Regions from separate parts of the Homo sapiens genome. Here region 1 is linked to region 2. Evidence: chromatin loops called from intact Hi-C (ENCODE). Cell type or tissue: IMR-90. All regions are shown on one strand. Links, peaks and the distances in the headings refer to the core of each region. The heading gives the core; the rest is flanking DNA.

The links. A loop is a pair of places that touch in the nucleus more often than their neighbours do. Peaks named below come from ENCODE experiments on the same cell type or tissue, not always from the same donor. Only the 100,000 strongest peaks of a DNase experiment are listed, where the experiment ranks them.
Region 1: a loop joins it to region 2, with 4 times the contacts of the local background. A loop is called at or near these places in 1 of 110 quality-filtered maps.

What each region holds. Positions count from the first base shown.
Region 1 is chr19:42,692,835-42,695,751 of GRCh38, forward strand. No RefSeq gene overlaps it. Among named protein-coding and RNA genes, the nearest start is that of PSG3, 46 kb to the right of the region's middle. In IMR-90, for the core only: a CTCF peak has its summit at 1,108 (motif pointing right); no DNase peak of the experiment used is centred there; H3K27me3 peaks cover 379 bases.
Region 2 is chr19:42,791,908-42,794,824 of GRCh38, forward strand. No RefSeq gene overlaps it. Among named protein-coding and RNA genes, the nearest start is that of PSG8, 28 kb to the left of the region's middle. In IMR-90, for the core only: a CTCF peak has its summit at 1,736 (motif pointing right); a DNase peak (open chromatin) is centred at 1,744; H3K27ac peaks cover 335 bases.

The DNA of each region.
Region 1 (2,917 bases), core at 114-2,613, 99 kb before region 2:
AAATAGAGCTCAGTAAATTAAGAATGAAATCCAAGAGTGGGCAAGAGGTTTGAGAGGTCGACGGGTGTGAGAGGTGGATGGGTGAATGGTGAGAATGTTCAAAACATCTTCTTTCTCCATAATAAGGGAGCATTTAGGCCCCTGAGTCAGACAGTGTCCAGGACAGGGGGAGCAGGATGTTGTCAGCTCTCCTGGCCAAAAGTGAGACTCCAGCAGTGTCCAGTTACTTGGTCCATTTTGGGATTTATTAATATTTTAAAGATGATCCAACAGTATACAATTTTGAAAATATACAAAAATCCCTATGCTACCATTCATAGATAGCTAAGATGGCCCTAAGATGGTGAGAGAAGCAGAATGGGGTTTGGGTTTACATTGTATATTTTTTTCTCCCAATATCTACAGAATTCCCTACATCCCACTTTGTAATGTAACCCAGTGGGTGTCATTCCCATTCGCAGTTACAGACCTTTCCGGTTCATGGTTACAGACCCTTGGAAAACCCATACCATTTCTGCTGTGAGGTACAGGCAGCCATGTGGCATCATCTCTAAACATGCCTTCTGGGACATCAAATTGCTGATTAAGTAAAAGCCATTTCAATCGATATTGAAGACCTCAATTTTACCACTCTCACACTTGTAATTCTTCTACCAAGAGGTGATGGATTTTAGTGGTGATTTGCTTTTATAGATTAGTGTAGATTAATGCTTCTGCCACGGGCAATTTTTTCATTCGGAAAAGCATTTGGCAAAGTCTGGAGACACTGCTGGTTGTCAGAGCTGGGGGAGGGAGTCCTGCTGGCCTTGAGTGGGTAGAGTCCCCAGATAGTGCTGAACATTCTAGAGCTCACAGAGCCCCACCAGCATGACCACTACAATGTTCAATGCTGAGGAGGAGTGGAGAGCCCTGATATGCCTCCCCTAGCTTCTCTGGAGCTTTTTACCTTCTCCTTCCATCAGTCTCTACCACTTTCTCACCTCAGCTTGCTCCTTGAAGCTTAATGCCTTCCACTTGAACTTGCCCTTAGTTTAAGACCTGCTGTAATTTCTCAACTCCCCTGGCCCCTTTCTGATCCTTAGCAGGGTGTCCTCTAGAGGGCACCCTCACCTTTCCTGTAGCTTCCCAGGATCCAGATGCACCTGCCCTGTGTGGGCACCAGGGATACGGCCGTGTGCCTGTGTCCCTAAAGGTCCTGTCACTCACGACCTTCGTGTGAGAGCAACTGAGGTGATATTACCCTCCCCTACTTTTCTTGGAACATAAAAATTTGTGCAAACCTTGTAGAGTAAAATTTCTTAATGCATGTGAAAATTTAAAATATATATATTTTTGCCTCCCAAACTTTACTGGGAAAAATTTATCACGGTCACAGTCATAAAAAATGACACCTAATCAGAGTTATTCACTGTATTGTTTAACAGCAAAATATTGGGAACAACCTAGACTTTCACCAGCACAATGCTAATTAAACAGGTTACCTTATATCTATACAACAGAATATGATGCAGCTGCATAAAAAGTATGGAATCTTTCAGCTATGCATATGGAAACACCTCCATGTTCTGTTTTAATTATAGCATCTAAACATCACAGAATAAGATGAAGTTTTTGTACTAGATCTGACCTTAGAACATTATTTTTACTGTTTTTTTGTTTTGTTTTTTTTAAGAGAGAGGGTCTCACTCTCATACCGAGGCTGAAGTGCAGTGGCAAGATCATAATTGACTGCAGCCTCAACCTTGTGAGCTCAAGTGATCCTCCTGCCTCAGCCTCTTGAATAGCTGGAATCACAGGCACTTGCCACTATGCCTAGCTAATTTTTTGTGTTTGTTTCTGTAGAGATGGGGTTTCACCCAGGCTGGTGAAAACCCAGGCTGGTCTCAAACTTCTGGGCTCAAGTGATCTGCCCACTTTCACTCCCAAAATGCTGGAATTACAAGCAAGTGTCATCACACCTGATTCTGCCTTTTTTTTTTTTAATTGGACTGCAGTCTACTCACTCATCACTTTTCCCATCAGGTGATTTCTAATTTTCCTCTATTTCTCTACCATATGTCCATGCCAAAATCCAGATGTATTTGCTTTTGTCTAGAATTAATTTTTTTTGTTGTTGTTAAAGAGAAGCCTTAGAAATGGTCTCCTAGCTGATTTTCAGGATTCTAATCTTCACTGTCTAAGCCATAGGTTTCCAACTCTGGATACTGATTAGAGTCACTTGCAGGGCATTTAAAGCCTACCAATGCCTGTACCATCCCTCAAGTGTATCTGATTTCGCTGATGTGTGGTGTGGCCCAGGGATTGGTTGTTTAAAAATGCTTTCAAGGAAAAGGGTCATTTTGCAGTGGAGGAACTTTAGCCCAGTGATCAAAGTTAACATCCCCAGTAATCAGAGATAACGACATCTTAGGGCATTCTAAATATGATGGATGGAGAAGGTGCAGCATCACCCCTGTGGTATTCTTGTACAAAGCATATAACCTGAGTTTAATCATAAGAAAATATTAGAAAAGTCCAAACTGAGGGTCATTCTACAAAATAAGTCACCAACACTCTTAAGAAATGTGAAGGTCTTAAAGGTAAAAGAAATCCTGATTAACTTTCCCAGATTAAAGGAGACTGAGAGAACAGTACAATGAAATGCAATATGTGATACCAGATTGGATCCTGGCCCAGAAAAAGGACATTAGTTAGAAGATAGAGGGGATTTGAATAAGGTCTGTACAGGCATTCATTTTACAGTGTTAATAATCATTTATTGATTTTGATGATTACGTGCATATCTATAATGTTAATATTTGGGGAAGTTGAATGAAAAGCATATGAGGACTTTGCCTATTTTTGGAACATTTTTGAAAGTCTGAAATTATTTCAAAATTAAACATAAAAAGAAAAGAAATATAGATCTTTTAGATAT
Region 2 (2,917 bases), core at 323-2,822:
GGCTTGCCACACCGAGAGCAACTAGTGGATACACCTCTGGGATCCTGGACTTTGCAACTCTGCAAAGTAGCTATTAGAGGCTTTGTCCTTCTCTTGAGCTTTCTCTCTTTCTTCTGGGCCTTCTCCTGGTCCCTATTATAAAAGACTGAAGTGGCTACCCTCAGAAGGTTTTCCAAGGTGCTATGTGCTACTATAGCTTGCCTTTTGTAGGTTCCTTCTAATATTGGGAGCATTCTGTATAATAAACTTATCTTTTTGAATGGGCTGTCACTTGAGTGAATCAGGAGATAAAAAGGTGTGTGCTAATAGTGCCCCTCTTAACCTATCCATAAAGGCTGCAGGATTCTCCTCTGGCTTTGAGTCTATCATAGACAGTTTAGAGGAATTAAGAGGTCTGGCCTTAGTTTTTCTTTTCCATTCATCTGCTGAGCTATTGGGGCTTCAATCAGGGTTGCCAAGAGGTACTGCTTCACTTCTTATTTGGAATGGTGTTTCTGCTATTTCTTCACTTTCTGTATCTCCTTCCTTCCCTTTTGGTGTATTATAGGAGATATGTTGCTCATCTTCAAAATTCTCTGGTGCTTGTAGAGCTGGCTGTTTTTCAGTTACAGTTAGGGTTTGGTTTAGGAGCAGCATAACATCCTTCCATGTGAGGTGAAACACCTGACTTAAATTCTGGAAAGCTTCTATATACCTATCAGGATTGTCTGAAAATCAGCCTAAGTCTTACTTTATTTGCCTAAGGTCCTGTAATGAGAAGGGAACTTGGAGGGACCCCAAATTATGGGGATTCTTCTCAGATGGTTCCCTGGGAAGTTGCTTTTCTAATTCTAGGGGATTATTCTTTATAGGCCTTCCTGATATGGCTGTTAAAAAAATCTGGGTTGCTGTTACAATGCTTCTAAAGTTTTAGTAAAAATGCCCTGTCATTGTGCAAAATAGAATGAGTTGCTTTTCTCTTCAAAGTCCTGAGGTTAAAAGAGTTCTAGTGCCTCAGAGTGCACTCCAGAGGGGTGCAAACTGAAGATGCTCTGTTAGCCATCGAGAAAAAGAAGTGAGAATAAAAGTGTCCTTATAGTCCCCCTTCTTTCATTGTTACCCAGAGTCATGTGGAAGACAGTGGGAGCATCCCCCCAACTGTTTTCTCTCCTTGGTTCCTGAGTCCTGGCACTGTGTTAAATTTGCCACCCATGGTTGTAGGTGTGGCCCTCTAAGCCATGGAACTGGATAAATGAAGTGATGACATTAGCCACACTTTACCCATGCAGCCTTAGCTTATCTGCCTGTGATCTGCCTGGCCTCCTGAAAAATGGATCTCTGGTGAAATTGTAATAGTTGCCTTTGAGCAAGCTTTCTTTAAGAGAGGGAATGTGCCAGTTGCCAGTTATGGCCCATGCTAAAACACTTACCCTCAGAAAAGTGGTCCTGGTTGACTCTGTTCTTAAAATGTCCTTACTAATTAAATACTGTTCTAATTGGAGATAGAATAAGTACCTTAAATGAACGTAGGGACCTAATGGCAGTTTTTCCTGCTGATGGGACAGTATCGGAACTAAAATTTGGCTATGGAAGACATTTTACTCCTAACTGTTGAAAGCAGAGCTTTCCCATTCACAGAAAGGGCTTTTCTATCAGTGCAAAAAGAGAGAATTGGAAAAGTGCAGTGTTATGGCAAAGGACCAACAATGTGCCTCATAAGGAGGATTTATGTTTCCACTAGGTGACACTGTTGGCTTAGAAATACCAAGTGCTTACCAAAGGAAGGAGAGAGAGAGAGAAAGAGAGAGGGAGGGACCTATTGGGTTAGTTATTATACCATGTACCGATCTTTCCTAACAGAACTGTTTCCCTGAACCGTAAAAATTTCCACATATTGCAAACACAAAAAGAACAGGAGACATAGAGACCATGGATAGAAAGGAAGAACAAATTTGCAACAGGATAGCAAATTAGGAGACCCATTACCAACATCTGGATGAGCTGCCGGAAGCTGTGTTCAGTCCAGAAGCCTTTGAATAACATCAGGGTGTTTCCTGGCCAGAAATTCTCAGCTGCTCCATGACATCCCCCAGCGTCATGTGATGGTGAGGTTCTCCATGAAAGGAAACTAGTTTGAAGAGAACCTTGAAATTAAAGGACAGATTTGAGGTTTGCTCCATACTCACCATTCTGATGTTTCTATCTTCTGTTCTGATCACAATCCCAGATGAGAACTCCCAAATAAAATGGCTCTGTTTGGGAATCTATTCATGGTTCTTTGTCACACACTGAGAAAGAATTCGGGACATGGAAACACGTGAGGAGTGGGTTTAGGAGTGAAAAATTTAACAGACAATAAAGAAGAGAGAGAGAAAAAGCTTTCTCATACTGAGAAAGCAGTCACCCGAGAGAGGGTCTCCAATTTGTGGTGGAATGCAATTGATTTTGTACAGAGACTTGAGGAGGCAGTGATTGATTTACATAGGGTCCAGGGTATTGTTTTGACCAGGTGTGCTGTTTACGTAGCCCGAGAAAAGACTGGCCCTCCCACCTTAATCTTTTATTATGCCATTGTGGCTTCTACCTGGTGGTCATCATGACACCTGCACATATGGTGACAAGGAAAAAAGTGCAGGAACTGCCATATTGGGAGTACCTGGCTCTTAGTTGCCTGCATCTGTATATGCTTATCTATGCTTGCAGCCTGATCATTCAGTCTGTTTTCTGTTAGAAATGGTTTGGGGGCTGCGTTTTATTAAAGGAAAATTCCACCAAGAATTCTTTTACCCTTTCTAGCTGCCTAAAAATAATTTCTCAATAACTCCTGTATTAGGACCCCTTTAGGAAAACAGAAAAGAAGACACAGACTCTCCTGTAGGAAAGTAACCATAGTTTTTTTGTCATGGAGCCCCAAGAGTTGCAAGTGAACGGATTTCTC